Regions from separate parts of the Homo sapiens genome. Here region 2 is linked to region 1. The links are chromatin loops, found by intact Hi-C in ENCODE. Cell type or tissue: HepG2. All regions are shown on one strand. Each heading gives the region's core, and the rest is flanking DNA. Links, peaks and the distances in the headings are about the cores only. Region 1 overlaps LOC101927060 (a long non-coding RNA gene). Region 2 holds the start of LINC01974 (long intergenic non-protein coding RNA 1974).

Evidence for each region. Hi-C counts contacts between places; a loop is a spot of excess contacts. Peaks named below come from ENCODE experiments on the same cell type or tissue, not always from the same donor. Only the 100,000 strongest peaks of a DNase experiment are listed, where the experiment ranks them.
Region 2: a loop joins it to region 1, with 16 times the contacts of the local background. A loop is called at or near these places in 4 of 110 quality-filtered maps.

Annotation. Positions count from the first base shown.
Region 1 is chr17:46,979,644-46,991,500 of GRCh38, forward strand. It overlaps LOC101927060 (a long non-coding RNA gene), which reads right to left. Exons shown (of 9, transcript XR_243711.6): 8 at 6,159-6,318; 9 at 3,143-4,426. It also overlaps a transcript of LRRC37A2 not described here. Among named protein-coding and RNA genes, the nearest start is that of RPRML, 6.3 kb to the left of the region's middle. In HepG2, for the core only: no CTCF peak of the experiment used is centred there; DNase peaks (open chromatin) are centred at 3,178 and 5,448.
Region 2 is chr17:46,909,118-46,920,974 of GRCh38, forward strand. LINC01974 (long intergenic non-protein coding RNA 1974) reads right to left here and starts at 3,684. Exons shown (of 3, transcript NR_184096.1): 1 at 3,465-3,684; 2 at 2,327-2,469; 3 at 625-1,049. It overlaps GOSR2-DT (GOSR2 divergent transcript), which reads right to left. Exons shown (of 3, transcript NR_186460.1): 2 at 8,048-8,156; 3 at 7,640-7,714. It overlaps LOC112268191 (a long non-coding RNA gene), which reads left to right and starts at 3,710. Exons shown (of 2, transcript XR_002958114.2): 1 at 3,710-3,838; 2 at 5,995-6,399. It also overlaps a transcript of LRRC37A2 not described here. In HepG2, for the core only: no CTCF peak of the experiment used is centred there; no DNase peak of the experiment used is centred there; H3K27me3 peaks cover 2,356 bases.

The DNA.
Region 1 (11,857 bases), core at 1,483-9,482:
CCCGGGTCTCCTGGGCGGTCCTGCCTCACAGCTTTCCCGGGGTGAAAGCTGTCGCGGCGAGGCGGGCTCTCTGCCTCCTTCCCTACACCCTCCTCTCAACTTGGTCCCATTTAACTTTTTTTTTAAATTAAAAAATAAATTACTGTTTTTTTCTTTCTTTTTTACACAAACATAGTCATTGTAGACTAGTTTAGAAAACATGAATTACCGAAATTACTCTAAAACTTTATAATCTGCCTCCTAGAGAGTGTCGATGTTATCACCTGGGTATAAACTCCTCCCAGACTTTTTCTATTTGTGCCTTTCTCTAGATAACAGATATGGGGATGCACCGTTCCTGCTTACTGCCTCCCAACCTTTCCTCACTTAACAGCGTAACTTTCCCTAGCGATGGTCCTCTACAGCTATGGCTCTGAATTGCCTTGGAGGGTTTATTAAAACCCAGATTGCTTCCACCTCCCGCCCCCAACCTCCCCACCCCAACCAACCCCAAGAGTTTCTGAATCAGATGTGGGATGGGGCCCCAGAATGTGCATTTCTAACAGTTCCCACGTGATGCACAAACTACTGAGCTACAACATCATTTTTAGTGAAGGAATGGCATTTTAAGGTATGGACTACTACAGTTTATTTAACCAAGCTTCCTGCTGGATGTCTGAGTTTTTCTTTCCTTCTTCTTCCTTCTCCCTTTCCTTCTCTCCTTCCTTCCTTCTTCTTTCTTTCTCTTCTTCTTTCTCTTCTTTCTTTCTCTTCTTTCTTCTTTCTTTCTTTCTGTCTTCTTTTTTCTTTCATCAGAAACAATATTACCATAAGGAGCCTTGTAACAAAGTATTTGTGCCAAAACTGATTTTTCTTTAGATTGTATTTTGAAAAATGGACCTGTAGAATCAAAAAGTAGGCCGGGCGCGGTGGCTCACGCCTGTAATCCCAGCACTTTGAGAGGCCGAGGCGGGTGGATCACGAGGTCAGGAGATCGAGACCATCCTGGCTAACACCGTGAAACCCTGTCTCTACTAAAAATACAAAAAAAAAAAAAAAAATTAGCCGGGCGTGGTGGCGGGCGCCTGTAGTCCCAGCTACTCAGGAGGCTGAGGCAGGAGAATGGCGTGAACCCGGGAGGTGAAGCTTGCAGTGAGCCGAGATCACGCCACTGCACTCCAGCCTGGGTGACAGAGCGAGACTCCGTCTCAAAAAAAATAAAATAAAATAAAATAAAAAAAGAAAAAAAGAATCAAAAAGTACTTCCTACTAAATTGCTTTCCAGAAATATACCAGTGTACAATCATGCCCTGTGGGGAAAGGGGGCTCCCCACCCCCAACATTGTTATCATTATTTTAAAAGTCTTTGCCTGAGTAGCGAAGGGGGGTGGGGGCAGGGGTGGTTTCTCACCCGTATGTTAATTTGCATGCTTTGATTGTTGCAGGAGAGTAAAGAAAGCACTTTGTTATTGCAATAATGCAGGCAAAAGATGCTGCCTGGAGACTTGAATTCCAGTGGTGACAGTGAAGTGGGAGACAAGGGGATGGAAAGGGCATGGCAAATTGGAGTGAAGGGATTCGGGATGCCCCAACACACAGGCATCACAGAGCCTCTGCTCCCTGTTATGGTTTGAATATGTCTCCCCAAGTTCATCTGTTGAAAACTTGACCCCCAATGTGGAGGTGTTGGGAGGTGGGGTGAGATGCTGCCATTGTTTGGGTCAGGGGCACCACCCTCATGAATAGATTAGTGCCATTGTCTCAGGAGTGGGTTCTTTATAAAAGGATGAGTTCCACCCCTCTTTCTCTTTCTCTCTCTTCTCTTTCTGGCATGTGATGTCTTCTGCCATGTTTTAATGCAGAAAGAAGGCACTCACCAGATAGATGCTGGCCACTCGATCTTGGACTTCCCAGCTCCTAGACTGTGAGAAATTAATTTCTATTTATAAATTGCCCTCTTTATAACAAGCATCCTGTTATAGCAGCATAAAGCAGACTAAGACACCCATACCCATCCTGATACTCATTATTAGAACATTAAGCATGTGTGTATATCCTGGTAAGTTATTAAAATTATTATTTTATTTATTTATTTTTATTTTGAGACAGGATCTCGCTCTGTTGCCCAGGCTGGAGTGCAGTGGTGCAATCACAACTCACTACAGCCCTGATCACCTGGCTCAAGTGATCCCCTTACCTCAACTTTCTGAGTAGCTGAGCCCACAGGCATGTGCCACCATAATTTTTTATTTTATTTTTTGTTCAGACAGGGTCTCACTATGTTGCCCAGGATGGTCTCGAACTCCTGGGCTCAGATGATCTACCACCTCAGTCTCCCAAAGTGTTGGGATTACAGGTGTGAGCCACTGTGCCTGGCAAAATTATCACTTTAAAGATGAAGAAACTGAGGCACACATAGGCACCCCAGATTGGGAAACAACCTGGCTCAAGCTCCTCAGTCCTGGGAAAGCTGGCCTGGCGCAAAGGCATGCAGTTTTCAGGGCAAGAGTCTCCCCTGCCCTGATCACCCCTTGGAGCCAGGATAGAACAGGGAGTCCAGCAGGTGTCTGGCCCGAACATTCTGTCCTCTGCTTTGGCCCAATTGGATTTCTGTAGAGAAATGCTCAGTTATATCCTTTGTCTGAAACCAACCCCTGGCTTTTGCTATACCCTGGACTTGGAGTCCGTACCTTGATTGCATCCAGCTGAAGTCAGACTGCCTGATGTAAAGGAAAGGGGTGGGGTGAGTGAGGATGCAGAATGGGGCCCTGCCCACTCCAGCGAGTTGTGAGGAGGCTGACATGATGGCTGACCTTTCCTTTATTAAGCATCTATTACATGCCCAGTGCATTAAATACATTACCTCCCTGAATTCTCTCACACCAGCCTTTGGGTTCTGCTGGACTGTCCCCTTGACATGAGGAAACAGCGGCACTGACTGTTTAATTGACTTACTTAAGATCACGCAGCTAGTTAAGCATCAGAGCCAGAATTTCAGCCCAGATCTGTCCTGTTCCAAAGCCACGCTCTTCATTATCCCCGTCCCCCTCTCTCCCATCATCCCTGGGGGAGGTGCTGGGGAGGGAAAAAGACATCTTTGACCTGGGAGCAGGAAGGGGGAGAGAGACCTTGGGCTTGTGGATGTAAACAAAGACCACTCAAATGAGAGCAAGCAAAGGCTGTTTATTCAGAGCTTGTTACAGTAAGGGAGGCAGCCACTGTCACTTGCTTTTCATGGAGACTCAAAGGCAGGCCGAGGGGAAGGCTTTATAGCGGAAAAAGGAGAAGGCTTCAGGTACGTCCTGTTGGTGGTGCAGGAAAGCTACAGTTGGGCTCATTAGAAGAGGGGCATCCTAAGTAATTGGTTAGGGGAGCATATTTGGCTTTCTCCGGTTTGTCCTGCATTGAAAGTGGGAACAAAATTAGGGAAGCTGTCAGTTACCATCAAGTCCTGGCCATTTGGGGCTGATTGCTGCAGGGGTTGTTCGTTGGCTTCCTGGGCTGGTGCTGTAGGTTTGGGGGCAGAGTTCTATTTTAATATGTGGTCTGGCCATTGTCTATTTGCATATTTGGTCTCCCAGAACCATCCACGTCAGGAGCAGGACCCCATCTGGCCTGGACCTAGCTAACCACTCCTCCTTCTGTGGTTTCTGTCTGCCCTTTCTTCTTTTTTTTTTTTTTTTTTTTTTTTTGAGACGGAGTCTCGCTATGTCACCCAGGCTGGAGTGCGGTGGCATGATCTCTGCTCACTTCAGCCTCCAGCTCTCAGGTTCAAGTGAGGCCTGCCTCAGCCTCCCGAGTAGCTGGGATTACAGGTGTCCGCCACCATGCCTGGCTAATTTTTGTATTTTTAGTAGACACAGGGTTTCACCATGTTGGCCAGCTGGTCTCGAACTCCTGACCTCAGATGATCCACCTGCCTCGGCCTCCCAAAGTATTGGGATTACAGGCATGAGCCACTGCACCCGGCCCTGTCTGCCCTTTCTTGAGCCTCTGGTCCCAGCAAGTTTGGTTGTAGTTTGATGTGTATTAACTCTTAATTCTCATAATAACCCTGAAAGGTAAGTGTGTTTGTTATTTATTGCTACATCACAAATATCTCAAATTGAGCAAACATTTATGATCTCATGTGATTTCTGAGGGCCAGGAACCTATAAGCAGCTTAGGTGGGTGGCTCTGGCTCAAGGTCTCTCATGAGGTTGCCGTCAGGATGTTGGCCAGGACTGCAGTCATGTAAAAGCCTGACCAGGGAGGGGCCATTGGCTTCCAAGGTGACCCCTTACACGGCTGTTGGCAGGAGGCCTGTTCCTCATTGGCTGTCGGCAGGGGGATCCTCTGTTCCTCGCCATCGGACCTCTCCATGGTGCTGCTTGAGTGTCCTCATGACATGGCGGCTGGCTTGCCTCAGAGTAACTCTTGAAGAATGTGCTAGAAGGTGAGCACCTGGCTGGAAGGGAGAGGGACAGAAGAGTGAGGATACAGAGTGAAACACATCAGTTCTTATTGTTATTTAATCTTCACAGCAAGACTTGTAGAAAGAAACAAGTTGACAGATGAGAAAATAGAGGCCTGGAAAGGAAAAGGATCTTGTCCCAGGTCACAGAGCTGGTAATAGCACAGCCAGGATTTAAATCCTTAGTTACCCTACAACTAAGCTCAAAGTCTTTCCAGCACTTGGCATATGTGTATGTGTTGGGGGTGGGGTTGGGGGTGGGAGTGCTTCGTTGTTGGGGAAAGACTCCCCCGAGCCGGGCTTAGAGGGGCTCAGGAGCCTAAGGGTGAGTCTGTCAACTGGCTGCCTCCCCCTGCTCTAGAGAAAAGGAAGCCAGTGCCTCTGGGCCAAGCCACCACCCACATGGGACTATTTTTACCCTCCACCTCAGGGACAAGTCTGCATTTCCCAGCTCTGGAAGGGCCATCTGGGCAGTCCGGCTGCCCCAGGAAGAGCTGCCACCCGGAGCTTTATGCCCTGCTGTCTCTGCAGCTGTTTCTAGATGAACCTTTAGCCCTCTGGCATGCCTGAGCCATCCAGAGTCAGTAAGAAGTCCCCCTCCTCCAGATCTCAAGGTTAATAAAAGCTCCTAATTAGTATCACTTGCTGGATGGACCCGCCAGAAGGAAAATGCTTAAATCTGCAGAGATTTTAAATTGTTCACGTTTGTCAATAAGTGTTCTTTGTATGAGCCATTTTAATGAAGAGATAAGAATGATTTTATTTGCATATTCAACTGTAAACCACCCAGACACCTTCAGAAACAAGTAAATAGATGACCACTATATGAGAGTGTACTTCAGGGAGGCCCAAGAGCCTTTGGACATCATTTATTTTCTGAAGTGGTTTTAAACAACCCCCCTAGGACCCGGTTTACACTCTTCATTTGTTTGGCACGCTTTTCCTGGAATGGGCAAAGGTAGCCTGCTGCCTGTTTGCCCAGTTCCTGTCCAAATGATCTCACGTTTCAAATTGGCAGAGGGAAAGTTAATGACATTTTACTGCATCTGGTACGGAATTGAAATAAACATGGATTGCCCTGTTCAGCCTTTGACCCCTAAGAGACTTCGAGGTTGGCCCCTGCTCAGTTTACCTACAGAGGTTGAAGGCAGAGGGAAGTACCCAGGCAGTTCAGGCCAACCATGCCTGTAATCCCAGCACTTTGGGAGGCTGAGGCAGGTGGATCATGAGGTCACTAGTTCGAGACCAGCCTGACCAACATGGTGAAACCCTGTCTCTACTAAAATATACAAAAATTAGCTGGGCGTGGTGGTGCACGCCTGTAATCCCAGCTACTCAGGAGGCTGAGGCAAGAGAATTGCTTGAACCTGGGAGGCGGAGGTTGCAGTGAGCCAAGATCGCACCATTGCACTCCAGCCTGGGAGACAAAGTGAGATTCCATCTCAAAAAAAAAAAAAAAAGAAAATTTAAAGAAATGCCTTGCAGGTTGGGTGTCTATGCAGTAGCAGACAGGGAGCAGTGCCTGGCTAAGTTCTACACAGTGGAGAATGAGACAGGCATCCCAGGTGACATGGAGCTCACAACCCAACAGAATACCTGGATTTTGGACATCTGTGATCTACTTCTGCCTCTGCCCCTAATTGACTGTGTGACATTGGACAAGTGAACCATCCTCTCTGGGCTTCCATTGGCTCATTCATTAACTATGGGAGCTTAATCAGAATACCTTCAATAAAGCTTTATTTACAAGAACAGGTAGTGGGCCAGATGGGCCCTCCTCTGTCTTCTTCTGCTCTATGCTTCTTGTGGGCTTGAAGACAGTGAGGAGCCAAAGGTCTGTACCTCGTCTACCCCAAAAGTACTGCCTGGGCCTCTGGTACCCTAATCTGTAAAATGAGAAAGTTGGTTAATACCTACGTTCTCCAAACTGTGCTCTTTGGATAAATAGTTCTGCGAGGTCTGCAACAGAGTAGACATTGACCTAAACAGATTTCATTGCTATAGGACTTCTCAGGACCTTTAGTATGTGGATGTACATTGTGAATTTCCCTGGGGGTGGGGCAAGGGGGGGATGCGGGATTCAGCATTTATCAATGGAATCCTTTTTTGCCAACACCGACTAATATTTTGTGCCACTATGTACCATTTAGCACAGTTTAGGAAGTGCCCCGAAGCCTCCCCAAGCCTAAGTTTCCTTCCCTATAGACCAGGGATGATGATGATGGTAACTGCCTCCTAGAATTGTTGGGAAGGTTAAATGAGGTAATGCCTGGAAACGGGCCTGGCGCAGTGCCTGGCACAGAGTAAGTGCTCAATAAATGCTAGTAACTATTATTTATAATAAGGTCCTTCCTTTACAGCTCTGACATTCTGCGCTTCCAACTGTAGGGTGTAATTAAGCTCTAAAGCATCTGGCTTCCCGAGTAGAAAAAACAAGCCTGGAGGAAGGAAAAAGGAAGAGAAAGCTCCTTATGGGTTGCCCATTTGTTCACAAGCTTCACTGCCAGCCGTCACAACAAGGGAATGTAGCAAGATGCCAACTCCTAATGACGGAGCTTGGGTGGGTTGGTGGTTCCCTATTTAGCTTAGACACTGTGGGGACTATCTGAGACCGCGGAGAAGTGAGAGGTAAAACCAGTGCTGCTTATGGTCAATCAGTGAAACCTAACTGCATCCTATGTGCGTCTTCCTTTTCCTTCTGTCCTGGACACAGTGATCCTGGCCACTTTCAGGTATGTGTGACCTGCTGGGGGGAACAGTCACAAGGAGAGCTGAGTCAGAGAAGGTAAGTGGGACAGATCAGACTGGAAGGGCAGGAAGGGCAGTCCCACAGAGGAATAGCATGTGCAGTGGCTCAGAGGCTGGCGGAGTGCATAACTATAGTTGCAGGCCAGGGGGGGTGGCTCACACCTGTAATCCCAGCACTTTGGGAGGCCGAGGTGGGCGGATCATTTGAGGTCAGGGGTTCAAGACCAGCCTGGCTGACACGGTGGCCCGTCTCTACTAAAAATACAAAAATTAGCCAAGCGTGGTGGTGCATGCCTATAATCCCAGCTACTCAGGAGGCTGAGGAAGGAAAATCGCTTGAACTCGGGAGGCGGAGGTTGCAGTGAGCCAATATGGTGCCACTGCACTCCAGCCTGGGCAACAGAGTGAGACTCCATCTCAAAAATAACAATAATAATAATAATAACTGTAGCTGCAGGGGAACAGGCATGGGGAGGCGGTGAGGAAGAACATCAGAAGAGATGGCTAAAGAGGCATGTGGGCGCCAGGACGCTCAGGACTTCATCCAAAACACAGGGGAGACACACGATCAGCCTGGCATTTACATTTCCCCAGATTAAAAATAAAACAACTCTTTTTTCGCATTAAAAAATTTGACAATAGAGTTTACAATAAGAAAAAAATTATATTTTTTGAAAAAGAAAGGAAAATGGTGAAGACTCTTGCAACCATATGGAGGACAGAGTGCACTGGCTCTAGGAGGCCGGTTTGGGGGCTACTGCAATAGACAAGGCAAAAGGCCCCGATGAGTGACCCCACTCTAAGTATATACCCAAAGAACTGAAAACTGGCACTCCAGCAAATATACACACATGCATGTTTATAGCAGCACTATTCACAACAGCCAAAAGGTAGAAACAGCCCAGCTATTTATCACTAGATGAAGGGATAAGCAAAATGTGGTTTATCCATACAATGGAATATTATTCATAGGAAGGAGTGAAGTATGTGTGCATGCTATAAACCTTATAGCATATACTTACACATACTTTAATAATGTGGATGAACTTCAGAAACATTACGTTAAGTCCGGGTGCTGTGGCTCATGCCTGTAATCCCAGCACTTTGGGAGGCTGAGGCAGGCAGATCACCTGAGGTCAGGAGTTTGGGACCAGCCTGGCCAACACAGGGAAACCGTGTCTCTACTAAAAATACAAAAATTAGCCAGGCATGGTGGCACACGCCTATAGTCCCAGCTACTCGGGAGGCTGAGGTAGGACAATCGCTTGAACTTGGGAGGTGGATGTTGCAGTGAGCCGAGATTGCATCACTGCACTCCAGCCTGGGCAACTAGAGCAAGACTGTCTCAAAAAACAAACAAACAAACAAACAAATGCATTATGTTAAGTGCAAGAAGCCAGACTCAAAAAATAACATATACTGTATGATTCCATTTGTATGAAATACCCAGAAAAGGTAAATCCAAAGAGAGAACCAAGATTGGTGGTTGCTGGGGCTGGGGAGAGAGGTGAGTTGGGGAGCAACTGCTTGATGGGTACAAGGTTTCCTTTTGGAGTGCTGAAATGTTTTGGAAGTGGTGATGGACATTGTGAATGCACAAATTGCCAAAATTGCCAAGACATTGTTCACTTTCAAACTGTTAATTTTATGTTATGTGTATTTCATGTCATTTTTTTAAAAAGGCAATGATGCAGGTGAACAAAGGCAGGGAAAGAGGAGATGGAAAGTGGGAGGGGATTCTGGAGCCTGTGAATCTGAGGAATGGTTCCCAGATTTCTGGCCTTCACTGGGAGTGAACAAGTGGGCGGAGTGGTCAGGCCAAGGTGGAGTTGAGGGGCTCAGGGTTGAACATGATGAGTCTGAGGTGACCGTGGGATGTGCACGTGACAGTGTCAGGCAGACAGTTGGAGGCATGGCCGGGGAACTTAGGCACCCTGGGGCTGGAGATAAAGGTTTAGAAGTCATCAGCTTGTTCACCCATTCACTGAACACGTACTGAGCATCTTCTGTGTCCAGCTAAGTGCTAGGGAATCACAGTGAAAGCCAGTCCCTGCCTTCAAGGAGCTCAGTCTGGAGAGGAAGACAAGTAAAGAAACTAGATAATGATAAACGGTGAGAAGGTGCGAATAGAGGAAGACATAACATGTGGGGGGCACCCAGAGGGGACACTGTGGACGCAGGTCAACAGAACACAGGAAATGAGTGTTTCACTCTGTCCCTCAGCAGTTTAGCAATGCCAACCCCTGCTCGAGCATAGGAAATCATTTTCAGACTCTGCTAGCATAGCCAAGGACTCCATGCAGATTCTGCAAGGTGGAGGACTTTTGAGTAGGCATGCTAGTCAGATGCCTTTCCGGTGAAGGACAGAACGTGTTGTAGGGACTCCTGTCACCTGCTTCAGGGTCTGTGAAGGCAGGAAATAGAAACATATTCAGGTCAGGACAACTGCTGGGGACTACCCCCTTCGAACAGATCCCACGGCGGGACACAAGCACAAGGCAGGTTGGCTCTGGCTAAGTTGTGCTCAGAATTGTAAAGACATCTTGCCCCTTGTTTTGTCTGCTCTAAACATCATCTGCTTTCTTTTGAGGAATCGCTCTTCCCCATCCCAACCAGTTAAGGTGGGACCTGCCAATTAGGCTTCCCCTGCCCCCCAGATATAAGGGGATGCATGATTGAGGCTGAGCCAATCTTAGTACTCTTCTGCCTGACCTTGATGATTAGCTCAGGGACAGGGATGTGACCCACGACAGGCTGGTTGGTGGCCACCAGGGTCCCTGACCCCAGGTATCATACCCTTGTATCGTCACTCCCACAGTGATGCTGGGCTTGGCTATGTGATTGGCTTTGGCCAGTGGGACAACTGAAAGCGTAATGTAAGCAGAGGCTTGGTGAGCGCTTGCACAATGGGGCTGGTCCTCTTCAAACACTCACTTTTGGGACCCAGCTGCCATGCCAAGAAGCCCAAGCTGGCTATTTAGAGACAGCGTGTGAACAGGGCAAGTTTCTAGCTTTCAGCCATCCTCGCCACGGTGCCTGACATTTAGGGAAACTATTTTGGGCACTCCTGTCCCATGAATGACAGAGCGAGACCAGCAGAGCTCTGCAGCTGAGCCCAAAACCCCACAGAATCATGAGAAATAATTAAATGGTTATTGTTAAGCCATTCCGTTTTGGGGTTGTTACACCATAAGGAATAATTAAAAGATAAGCCAAAGTGGGCCAATCTGAAATCTTCCCTGAGAATTTCTACACGGAGGTGGTGGAAAAGAGCTCTGTTCTGTCCAGTGACAAGGCTATAGGGACGCAGGCCTATTATATTCCTCTCCACAGTGGAAAGATAGAGAAAACCTATCTGCGGCAGAAAGGGTGAAGTCCCAGACACAGAAGAGTCAAAACAATAGTGAAAGAAAGCCCCAACTTTTAGAACCCTGGACGCTCCTGTAGTCTGGTGACATAAGGTATTAAATTAAATCCCCCTTTATGGCTTCAGCTACCTCAAGATAACTTTTTATCAGTTACACAAAGGGTCCTATGTAATTCACCTGATAACATATCATAAAGATCTTTGCCAATGTCCTTAAGTCAAGAATAAAGTGATCACACTATTGATGTTGTTGAAAGCTTTGTTGAGCATGTACAATGTGAGAATCTTGAAGGATCTTCCCCCAGTCGTTGTAAGGGGTAAGACAAGGGAAGGACATGGTTCACACCACACCAGGAACCAGTGTCCAGGGCATTCACCTGTCAAGGCCAGCTGGATGCAGGAAGGTGTTCACACTCATTTGAGTATTAGAAACACGTTTATTTCTCTCTTTCTGTAGGACAATTTGACAACACACACAAAATGCTTTTTTTTTTTCTTAAGATAGAGTCTTGTTATGTCGCCCAGGCTAGAGTGCAGTGGCACGATCTCGGCTCACTGCAACCTCCACCTCCTGGATTCAAGCAATTCTCATGCCTCAGCCTCCCAAGAAGCTGAGATTACAGGCATGCACCACCACACCCAGCTAATTTTCATATATTTGGTAGAGACAGGGTTTCACCATGTTGTCCAGGCTGATCTTGAACTCTTGGCCTCAAGCAATCCTCCCGCCTTGGCCTCCCAAAGTATTGGGATTACAGGTGTGAGCCACCACACCTGGCCACAGACTGCTTTTAAAAGGTTCAGGCCCTTTGCTCCAGCAATTCCACTTCCAGGAATTTATCCCATTGCAATGGTTTTCAAATTATGTTCCTGGTGGAACCGTGGGGTTCTACAGAGGTGCTTTGCTAGTTCTGCAAAACTTTGATTTGAATGTCACTGGTACTGAGGCTGATTTAAAACTATAGTCATCATCTTCTGAGATGTCATCTTGAGATGATGTCTAACTGGTCTAGAAGACCCCTAACTGGTCTTCTAAATACTGCATATTTGAATTTATAAAATATGCCAACAGAATGACTTCTTATCTGTTGCTTACATGAGCCTTATTAAGTTTCATTTAAAGAAGGGTCCTACTTCTAAAAAGAAACAGTATAGGCCAGGCACGGTGGTTCACGCCTGTAATCCCAGGACTTTGGGAGGCCGAGGTGGGTGGATCACCTGAGGTCAAGAGTTCGAGACCAGCCTGGCCAACATGGTGAAACCCCATCTCTATCAAAAATACAAAAAATTAGCCGGGTGTGGTGGTGCAC
Region 2 (11,857 bases), core at 1,627-9,626, 70 kb before region 1:
CATGGCTCACTGCAGCCTCCAACTCCCGGGCTCCCAAGTAACTGGGACCACAGGTATGCACCACCACCCCTGGCTAATTTTTAAAATTTTTTTTGTAGAGATGAGGTTTCGCTATGTTGCCCAGGCTGGTCTTGAACTCCTGGGCTCAAGCAATCCTCCTGCATTCGCTTCCCAAAGTGCCGGGATTGCAGGAGTGAGCCGCTGTGCCTGGGAAGATGCATGTATTTAATATGAGCCATGTATTTAATTGTAAATTTCTAGATGGCACATTTAAAATGGAAAAAGGAGCAGAGGAAATTAATACATTTTATTTAATCCAATACAGATGAAAAATATCGTTTCAACATAAAACATAAATGTAAGCATATTAATATTTTACCTTTTTACCTTTTTCTGTACTGTCTTCGAAAGCCAGTGTATGCTTTACAGTGACATCACATCTCGATTTGCTCTAGCCACGTTTCAAGTACTCAGGAGCTGCATGTGGCTAACAGCTAGCGTATTGGATGGCACAGCTCTAGACGCTGTGGCTTGGGCCATGGCAACAGCACCTTTATTTTTTGTTTAACTTTTCTTTTAAGTTCAGGGGTACATGTGCAGGTTTGTTATATACGTAAACTTGTGTCAGATATTAAGCCTAGTATTTATTAGTTATTTTTCCTGATCCTCTCCCTCCTCCTCCCACCCAGCACCTTCCTTTCAACAGAAGAAAATTCCAGATGGAATGCACAAGGTACAGTGGGTTTGGAGGCATGGAGAAGCCGGTAGAACTTCCTCCTTGGAGGCTTTCAGTCTGGACTGGGCTGCTCCTCCTCCTGGCAGGCTGAAGGCAATCTAGCTGAGAGTATGGCTCCTGAGCACTGGTCCCAGGCCTGGGTTCTAGAATGTCTCTGTCTGCAGGGCTCACTTGCTGCTGTGTGTGTCACCCGAGAGGCAGCATAGAGTAGGAAGGGGGGCACTGGATGGGGGGTCAGGACATTCAGGTTCCAGCTGGGCTCTGAATTCTGCACAATCGGGCAGATCACATCCCTTTCTGGGCCTCAGTTTCCCTGTGGGCAAATGAGCAGGAAGGCAATTACTCAATACCCCCATCTCCCACTCTCCCCTTGAAACCCCAAGGACTCATTGAGTGGCATGGGTCGGGATGATACAGGATCTCCTGCATGCTCAGGGCAAGTCCTGTGGCGCTCTCCTGGGTTGGCACTCTTTGCCACCTGCCAAAAACAACCTCCGCTTCCACACTGGCCTGACACAGCTGGAGTCAATTCACTGATATTTACTCAGCCCTCCAGTGTGCCAGATCCTCCGAGTGCCGCTGCTCTAGTGACTCTCACGGTGGGGTAAGGCATCCTCACCCCACATGGAAATGGAGTAATTCCTGAAGATGTCCTCTTAGCCATCACCTGTCTAGCTTGGAGTAGTTGAGCAGATTCATGGAAAGACATATGCACCTCTTTGTCCTCAAGAAGCATATGATCCAACCTGGAGACTGATTATGTGTGGAAAGTCAATACTCCAGCAAGGTGAATGCCAAGAACAATCAAGGCAAGGGAGTGGAAAGGCTGCCACAGGCTGAGTGGTCGGGAAGGCTGCTGGAGGAGGAGCTGGGATCTGAGCCAGCTTGGAAGCGGGGACAAATCACTTCAGGGAGCCAGCAAAGGCACACAGGTGTGAAAACACACAGTGTATTAGAGCACCCAGCATAGGATCCATGACTTGAGCCCACGGTCAGCTCATGCAGTGCAGGGAAGCAGAGGCTCCAACTTTGGGAGGTAGAGGTGGGTTGGTCTGGGGAAGGCACGATTCCAAGCTAAGGAAGCAGGAGCAGGGAGCCACTGATGGTTCCTGAGCAGGAGCATGACATGCATATGGCGGTGCCAAGGCAGGTGAATGTGAAGGCAGGATGCTTGGAGAGGAAGGTGGGTGCAGAGGGAAATGGCCAGGAGCACCTGTGACAATCACTGTGACAATAACACTCAAAATGGAAAGCCCTTTCATGCCCCTTCTCATTTAATTCTCTTTCAACTCAGTGAAGTACATAGAATGGGTAGTATTGCTTCCTTATTAAAGATAAAGAAAATGAGTTTCAGAGGAATTAATTGATGTGTCCAAAGGGACCAGCTTGGAGAATCAGACTCAGGCTTTGTGTCTAAAAATACTGAACTCTTTCTACTATCCCACATCTTAATGGTCCAGGAAAATGGGGTCCCAAAAGGAGACAGAGATAACCAAAGAAGGCTCCCCAGAGGGGTGAAGTACATTGAGAGGAGAGTAGAACTCAGATGATCCAAGCATCCCTCAGAACTCTTCACACTTCAATACTGACCTGGTGTATCTGATCCAACTGGTGCTTACATGCCCAAGGTAGGAGTCAGTGAGGCCTAAATTTAGGTCTCAGCTGGCCATCAGCCTGCTGCATAGCTTTGGATGTTTTACGTAACCCGGCTGAGTCTCAGTGTTGTTTCTCATCTGCAAATTAAGATAGCTGGGCACTGTGGCTCACGCCTGTAATCTCAGCACTTTGGGAGGCCAAGGTGGGTGGATCACCTGAGGTCAGGGGTTCAAGACCAGTCTGGCCAACATGGTAAAACCCCGTCTCAACTTAAAAATATAAAAATTAGCCGGGCATGGTGGCACACGCCTGTAGTCCCAGCTACTCAGGAGGCTGAGGCAGGAGAATCGCTTGAACTGGTAGGCAGAGGTTGCAGTAAGCCGAGATCACGCCACTGCACTCTAGCCTGGGTGACAGAATGAGACTCCGTCTCAAAATAAATAAAATAAATAAATATAAATTAAGATACCTGGATATGAGGAGCTCGTAAGGAATGAATGAGATCATTATTAGTGAGAGCCCAGAGTGACCAATCTCTCAGCCAGCCCCTCAAGTCTACACTAGGCCAACCCCCATCGCTTGATGTGACACACAAGTCTGTTCCACACCCACGATTGACCAGAAGACCACCATCCTCCCCCTGCAGCTTCCCCTAGCCTCATGCCACCTCTGCCTTCCTCACACCTCCTCTCCTGCTGTCCCAAGGATGTGCACACCTACTCCCTGCTCCGTATGGCCCCAAAGAGCAGCGGGTGCAGAAGGCATTTCTCTAGTCTGGGAGGGCTTCCTAGAAATGCTGCTGAGCCCTGCGAATGCCTAATGACCATGGGAATCATTTAGCAAGAGAAAAAGCCAGACCTTTGCCCTGGCCCAGCTCACAGGTGATGGGGTTAATCGGGAATTCTTTCCCTCCTCAGGGCTGCTGGTAGGGGTCCAGCTCCCCGATGACCTGGGGACATATTAGTCAGTGATAAGTGGGGCTTTCCAGCCCCTTTTATCCTGTTTACAATACACTGGTTTTCCTTAGACAAAACCCTCCTTCCCTGCCTTGCTCCTGGCTGTTATGGCTACATGAGACAATTTGCTGATGGACTCTCTAGGGAGGACAACTTCCTTGGAGTCCCCTTCCCACCTCCTGCAGCACCCGGGGCAACATCCCCTCTACTTGGTGGGTCCTGGAGGGGGCCACAGATGCTTGTTTTTCTCAGCTCATTGCAGCCTCTGAATTCAGAAGTGCCACCCTGTCTGCTCAGCTTTAACCCAAGGGGGTGAGGAGAAATCCAGAGGTGACAAGATGATGTTTCCCTGGCTTTGGGGTGGGAGTGACTGGGGTCATTGTTGCTGTCCAGAGTGGAAGCCATCAGAGGTGTCCTGTTTATCTGTGTGACTCGGCCCTCTTTGGGTCACAAAGGCCAGATGATCCAGCAGCTACCTGGAGGGTGGTTTATGACAGCAGCCTGGTCCTAGTTCCCTTCTGCCACCAACAAGCTTGGCCAGCTTAGGCAGGTGAGTTAATTTCTCTGAAGTTTAGTGTCCTTGTCTAGAAAACTGGCATGGTGATGCCTGTCCTGCCTCCCATGAGGCGGATGGGAGCACAGAACGAGCCACGGCTGTCCCAGTGCCTAAAGGGGAGGCACTGTATTTGGCACTTTGCACTGATTCCAGGTGACGGCTCTTCCAGCAAGAATGGCTCCACCGCTAAGGGCAGTTTTTAATCGCCTAAAAGCCGACTTCCAAATAATTCTAGATTTCTGAAATGCCAAGCAGGTAGGATACTTAGGCGAATAAGTTAATGAAACGGAGTCCATTTCCAGGCAACAGAAGTTTCACAAGCACCTACCTCACACCGGGCACTGAGCTGGATACCAGGAAATGCAGGGATGTAAGACACATCTTCCACCCTCGGGCTAGTGAATGGACAACTGGGACCCCTGTGACGAGTGCTGAGAGGGAGCACCAGTGCTAAGGAAGCATGGGGAAGGGGTTCTAGCCCAGCCTAGAGGTTGGGGCCATGCCCCAAGGAAGGTGAATTCAGAATGGGACTTGAAGAATGAACAGTAATAGCTTAGGCCTGAGACAGAGGGAAGGGTGTTTGAAGCACAGGGAACAGTGCATACAAAGGCCAGAAGACACAAAGACCTTGTGAGGAGAGCTGCAATTATTCTAGTTAGGATGGCGGAAATGACCAGGATGAGGCCAGTACCGAGGGCTCTGTCTGCCACGATGAGGATATTACTGTGTTCTCTAGACACCAGGGTGCCATCAAAAGGCTTAGCATGGCAAGGCACCAACTGTGTTTCATTTTTTACTTTTTTATTTTTATTTATTTTGACAGAGTCTCACTCTGTCGCCCATGCTGGAGTGCAGTGGCACGATCTCGGCTCACTGCAGCCTCTGCCTCTTGGGTTCAAGTGATTCTCCTGCCTCAGCCTCCCGAGTAGTTGGGACTACAGACATGTGCCACCATGCCCGGCTAATTTTTGTATTTTTAGTAGAGATGGGTTTCACCATGTTGGCTAGACTGGTCGCAAACTCCTGACTTTGGGTGATCCGCTTGCCTCGGCCTCCCAAAGTGCTGGGATTACAGGTGTGAGCCACCGCACCCAGCCTACTCTGTGTTTTAGAAAGATCTTTTGGGGAACTTTGAAAAGGATGATTGAAAGTGCAGGGGGTGGCTGAAGAATGATGTGGGCATCTCGATGCACTCTCATATTTTAGTAAGGGAAGTGGGACATAGTCACAGCTGGCCCCAACGGTGCAAGGTGGCATGTGAGCATTGGCACAGGTGGGACACAATAGCGGGGCGGCCAGGAGGAAAAATAATCCGAAAGTGCGCTGGGAAGGGGAGTGACCAGGCCAGGAGAGTAGGGGGGCCACTAATAGTTTAAGAGAAGGGATAATAGAATTATCCTATTTCGGCTGGGCGCAGTGGCTCACGCCTGTAATCCCGGCACTTTGGGAGGCCGAGGCAAGTGGATCACCTGAGGTCAGGAGTTCGAGACCAGCCTGACCAACATGGTGCAACCCTGTCTCTACTAAAAATACAAAAAAATTAGCCAGGCGTAGTGGTGCATGCCTGTAGTCCCAGCTACTCGGGAGGCTGAGGCAGGAAAATCTCTTGAACCCGGAAGGCGGAGGTTGCAGTGAGCTTAGATCATGCCACTGTACTCCAGCCTGTGGGGCAGAGCGAGACTCCACCTCAAAAAAAAAAAAAAAAAAAAAAAGGAAAAGAAAAAGGAAAGAAAAGAAACTCTTTGCCTTAGCCAAGAGAAACCACACAGATTGCCTCCTGGGTCTACCTATACCCATTCCAACTTTATCTCACTGCCTGCCAGGAATGCCCTGTGCCTGCCTTTCCATACATCCTTGTAGTTCAAGGTCCAGCTGAAATCACATCTACTCTAGAAAGTCTTCCTTTGTCATAATAATTCAAAGGGATCTTTCTTTCCTGCATTCTGATAGAACTTAATTGTCCTTACTACTCATTACACACTCGTACACTGTCTTGCACTGTTATATTTTCATAAGCCCTGTACCCTCTCATCCCAACTACATGAGAAACTCTTTGAGGTTGGTTATCTATTGCTGCATAACAAACTAGCCCAAAAGTCAGTGGCTTAAAATTCATCCATTTTACTATATCTCTTGATTTTGTGGGACAGGAATTCAACCAGAGGCTCAGCTGGGCAATTCTATTTCAGATGGAGTCTACAGAGGTCACACAGTAGGATTCAGCTGACAGATAGACACAGAGGGTACGATATGGCTTTGCCCACATGTATGATGCCTTGGTGGGAATGGCTGGAAGACTGGACTCAGCTGGGAATGGTAACGGGAGCCCCTACACGTGGCCTTTCCAGCATGGTGGCCTCAGGTTGCTGGGCTTCTTCCATGATGGCTGGGGCTCCCAGAGTAAGTGCTGCAAGAAGCTGAGTGGAAGCTGCAGGGCTTCTTATAACCTGGCCTTGAAAATCCCAGAATTTCACTTCTTTCATATTCTGTTGGTCCAGGAAGTCATTAAGACCAGCGCAGGTTTAGAGGGAATAAAACTAGACTCCACCTCTCAATGGTAGCAGTAGCAAAGAATATGAGATCATCTCTATTTTATTACACAATTTGCCCTAAGACCTAGGCAAGCAGGGTCCCTAGCTCAGGCCCCAGGCCAGATTCTCAGGGGACCCCACACTTTTGAGTGCTCTTCTTGAAATATTCTAAGTTCTCTTCAGTGGCTGGGATCATCCCAGTTGGTTTCTCTTCAGAGTACTCTGTGACCCACCTCTTGATCTGTGTGGTTGGCCAAATGCCCTGAGGCGGTTCAGGGCTCATGCCTATGGGGTTGTCCAGGGCAACCTGACAAGTAGATTGCTTCTGCTGACCAGCACAGTATTTATTTTATGGCATTGAACAATACTGGGCCACTAGAATGGTACTGATTGGCTAATTTGGGGTGATTCACATTGGATATATGAGTTCAGAACTCTGGGCTACTAACAGTTCACCACCAACCCTTGAGGTTGAGCCACCTGTGTGGGTCAATGCCCTGGCTCTCACCACATTTATGACCACAGTGCCACCTCTGACATGACACAATAATGAGAGTGGATGCATCCTTTAACCTGACTGCTGGGGTACCCCACCTCCAGCTGGTACAAGGTGTTCACCCCTCTCCAAGGCTTTGCAACACATGTCAGGCAATCCTCCAGAAGTGGCCACGCCTATCTTCTCCATTCAAGACCATTATGCTGTAAGGCCAACCAGCTTTTACAATCAATGTCCTCTCTTGCCTCTGATCAATATAGTGATCTCATGAGATACTGGGTTGGTTTTAAGCTGTTCCAGGTGAGGGCCAGATGTTCCTTACATGAATGGAACTTCTCTTCTTGCTCCACCCATGGGCCCTGAGCCTATCCACTCCCTCCCCTGACAACTGATTTCAGTGTGTGGAAGGCAGGGGTGCAGTCAACACTGAAAGAAATCACCTTCTAGGAATTCAGTGATTAAGGCCTAAAGAACTCAAGAGAAGATGTGGTTGGATGATATATTGTTGTAAACATACATATAAAACTCTGATCGGCGAAATTTTATTCACATTTTTCTGCATACTCTAAGCAAAACTTGCCATTGGTGTCATCACTAAAGAAGCACAGGAACAAACTTTGAGTTATGAAGCCAGTATTTGTACGTAGAGTGAAGAATTGTGCAGCATCATGAGTAATGATGTAACCAGCATTAAATAAATGGCATTATCAACACAACCAGCTGTCTTAGTCTATTTTCTGCTGCCATAATAGAATACCACACACTGGGTAATGTTTAAAGAAAAGACGTTTATTCAGCTCACAGTTCTGGAGGTTGGTAAGTCCAAGAGCATGGCACCGTCATCTGGTGAAGTTCATCCCATGATGGAAAAGTGAAAGGCAGAAGTTAGTACATGAAACAGACAGACAATGGCAGCCAAACTTATCCTTTTATCAGGAGTCCACTCCTGTAGTAACAACATCAATCCATTCATGAAGGCTCTGTCCTTGTGACCCAATTGCCTCCCAAAGGCCCCACCTTTCAGTACTGCCACAATGGCAGCCAAGTTTCCAACATATGAATTTGGGGGGGACACATTCAAAGCATAAAATTCTCCCCCTGCCCCCCAGCCAAATTTATGTCCTTCTCACTTGCAAAATGTATTCATTCCATCCCAATAGTCCCAAAAGTCTTAACTCAATCCAGCATCAACTCAAAAGCCTGAAGTCCAAAGTCTCATCTAAATCAGATATAGGTGAGACTCAAGGCATGATTCATCCCAAGGCAAATTCCTCCAGCTGTGAGCCTGTGAAATCAAAACAAGTTATCTTTTTCCAAACTACAATGGTGGTACAGGCATAGGATAGACATTCCCATTCCAAAAGTGAGAACTAGGCAAGAAAAGAAGGGTAACTGGTCCCAAGTAAGTCCAAAACCCAACAGGGAAAACAACATTAAGTCTTAAAGCTAGAGAATAATCTCTGATTCATGTCCCACTCCTGGACATGCTGGGAGGCTGGTTCCCCAAAGCTTTGGGCAGTCCCACCTCTACAGCCTTTCTAGGCTCGGTCCATGCAGCAGCTCTGATGGATTGAGTCTCCTGCCTACAGTTCCCAGGCTGGAGTTGCATACTGGTAGGACTACAGTTTTGTGGTCTTGGAGATGGCTCCATTCCCGCTGCTTCACTAGGCACTGCCCTACTGCAGACTATGTGGTGGCTCCAATCCCACATTTCCGCTTGGCGTTGCCCTAGTGGGGACTCTCTGCAGTACCAGCTTTAAATAAATAGCATTAGGAACTGGAGGGGCAAAGAAAGCTACATAGGCCAATACAAACAGGTTCTGAAGAGTCATGGTATTTGAATAACAATGTTGTTCCCCTTTTCTCATGTAGCCAGAAACTAGTGAGAAATAGCACATTTGACAATAACATAAAGAGATAGTTCCTGGACCCAGACAGAAAGCGATGGTGCCTGAACACTGTAAAGAATATTCACATGCACTTATTAGACAATAAACAAATATCTAAGTACTTTTCTCTACTAATTATTCTAAATCTTTGTTGTTAAATCACTATTCTTCACGAGTCCATGAATTTTATAACACAGTTTTGTTTGTTTGTTTGTTTTTTGATACGGAATCTCGCTCTGTCGCCCAGGCTAGAGTGCAGCGGCGCGATCTCAGCTCACCGCAACCTCCGCCTCCCGGGTTCAAGCAATTCTCCTGCCTCAGCCTCCCGAGTAGCTGGGACTACAGGCACGTGCCACCATGCCCAGCTAGTTTTTGTATTTTTAGTAGAGAAGAGGTTTCACCATGTTGGCCAGGAAGGTCTTGATCTCTTGACCTCGTGATCCGCCCACCTTGGCCTCACTAAGTGCTGGGATTACAGGCGTGAACCGCCGCCCCCGGCCTATAACACAGTTTTTAATCAAATTGCATATACAGACTGGGCCCACAAAAACATTTGCTTGGGGCTCCACAAAACCTAGATACAGTCCTGTCAACGTGATAGATAAATAGGTAGGTATGTAGGTATTAGGTTGGTGCAAAAGTAATTATGGTTTGCCATTAAAAGTAATTGCAAAACCACAATTATTTTTGCACCAACCTGATAGAGATATAGCAGGCAGACACACACACACACACACACACACACACACACACACACACACATACAATTTCCCAGAGCACTACTCACCAATGAAGTACTAATGAAATAGCTCCCCCTGAACCACAAGGGTCATTGGACTGCAGCTCCCTCCCTCCTACAGAATGAAGTCCAAGCTCCTTAGACTGACTTGGCCACAAGCTACCTTTCTGGCCTTGTCCTTTGTCTTTTTGTGCATTATGTTCTAGTAACTTCAAACTGCTTGTAGTTTCCCCTGCACATCATATATCTTTGCTTTTGTGTACGCTGTTTCCTCTTCCTGGGATGTTTTCCCCACTGGCCTTATCTTCCAAGATTCAGTTTAGGTATCATCTCCTCTTTGAATCTCTCTTGAGTCACCAAACTGGGCTAAGTGTTCCCTCCTTGTCATCCCACAGTTCCCAATTACTGTACCCCACACTCACCACATAGGATTCTAATTATCTGTATAGATGTTTACCTCCCAGTATATTAAAGAGCTTCTATGGTAAGGTGGTGTCTTACTCATCTTTGTATATCAGCCCTTGCATTGTGCTTGACACACAGTTATCAGCTCAATGAATCTATAATGTAGGATGATTTATGGAAGGAGACCAATGGACTAAGTCAAGTGGACTCTGGTGAGCCTAGAAAACGTTCTAGTAAAATGAAGGAGAGGCTGGAGGGTAAGTCATGCCAAGAGAATATCAGCAGTATATATCAATTATCCAAGTGGTTTAGCCATACAAGAAAAAGAAAAAATGGGATATAAGTTAAAAATGCAGTAAGCTGGAGAGTGGCATTTTCTTCTATTTAGAGGAAGGCCTAAATACGTATAAAGACTTAAGAGACTGAGAGGCAGAAGGGAGATCTTCTGGACTTCAATTTCCTTATCTGCCTTATCCACCTCCCAGGGATGCCATGAGACCCAAAGGAAAACAAGACATAGGCATGAAAATTATTTGAGAAATTTTTTACATTACTATCCTCTGATAGATTTTTCTGATAGCTTCCAACTACCCGCAGAATAAAAATCTATAAAGAAAAACCCAATCTGACATTTAAGATTTCCTGGCCAGGCGCAGTGGCTCACGCCTGTAACCCCAGCACTTTGGAGGCCAAAGCGGGTGGATCATCTGAGGTCGGGAGTTCGAGACCAGCCTGACCAACATGGTGAAACCCTGTCTCTACTAAAAATACAAAAATTAGCTGGGCGTGGTGGTGGGTGCCTGTAATCCTAGCTACTCGGGAGGCTGAGGCAGGAGAATTGCTTGAACCCAGGAGGCGGAGGTTGCAGTGAACCAAGATTGCACCATTGCATTCCAGCCTGAGCAACAGAGCGAGACTCCATCTCAAAAAAAAGAAAGAAAGAAAGAAAAAAAAATTCCTATGATCTCGTTCTAACCTTTCTTCGACTACTATTATTGCCCCAAACACCCTGAATCCAGCCAGAGGAGATTCATGTTCTTTCCTTCTGTTTGCCTTTGCTCAAGCTATTCCCTCAGCCTCAAATGCCCTCCTCTTCATCTCTACCAGGCAGACACAATAAACATTTTCAGAGTGGTTAGTATATACAAGACACTGTTAAAATTCTATTGATTCTTGAAGGTCTTATTCATATGCTATTTTGTCCATGAACCGTTCTTGCCCTTCCCACGGAAATGGTACTTTGTATCAATTGTAGCATGTATTCTACTTAATAATGTAGCTTGAGGGTATGATTAGTTCTCCCAACAGACCATGAGAGATATGGGAGGTTTTAGGGCTGTGTCTTGCTTGTGTTCCTATCTCCAGTATCTGTGCATGGTACATTGTAGATGCTCAATTATAGAAAAAGTGAAAAAAATAATTTTAGGAAAAGAATGTACATGGGTGGACAGTCTCTTGGGACACAAAACTGGGTGGGATCCAGGATCCAGGAAAAGAGAAGTATCAACTTGTCCAAGAAAAGAATGTCTCCTGCCTTGGGAGGAATAGTAGATAAGCTTGGAGGATGGAAACGGGATAGCCTATGTGGAGACAGAGAAGTGTCCAAACCCAGTCCCAGCTCAAATGCCACCCCTTCATTAAGTCTCTCCTAAATCTCCTCCTAGAGACGACCCCCAGCTCAGCTCAATCTCTTTGGATTTTCTACCTTCTAGAATGTTTGTCTTGATAAATAAAATTCATAGAAAGCCATTGGTTTGGACTGAGCTCCTGCACTAGGCGCAACAGGCCAAACCAAAATAGAGTCACTCATGCTAAAGTTCCAAGCCACAAAGCCAAAATTAAGCTGCTCATCTGACCTTAGGAGAAATCAGAAGAGAGGGAAAATAGCCATATCCCCATGATAAAGGAAGTCCCTTCTGCCTTAACCAATACAAGTAAAATAACTTTGAAACT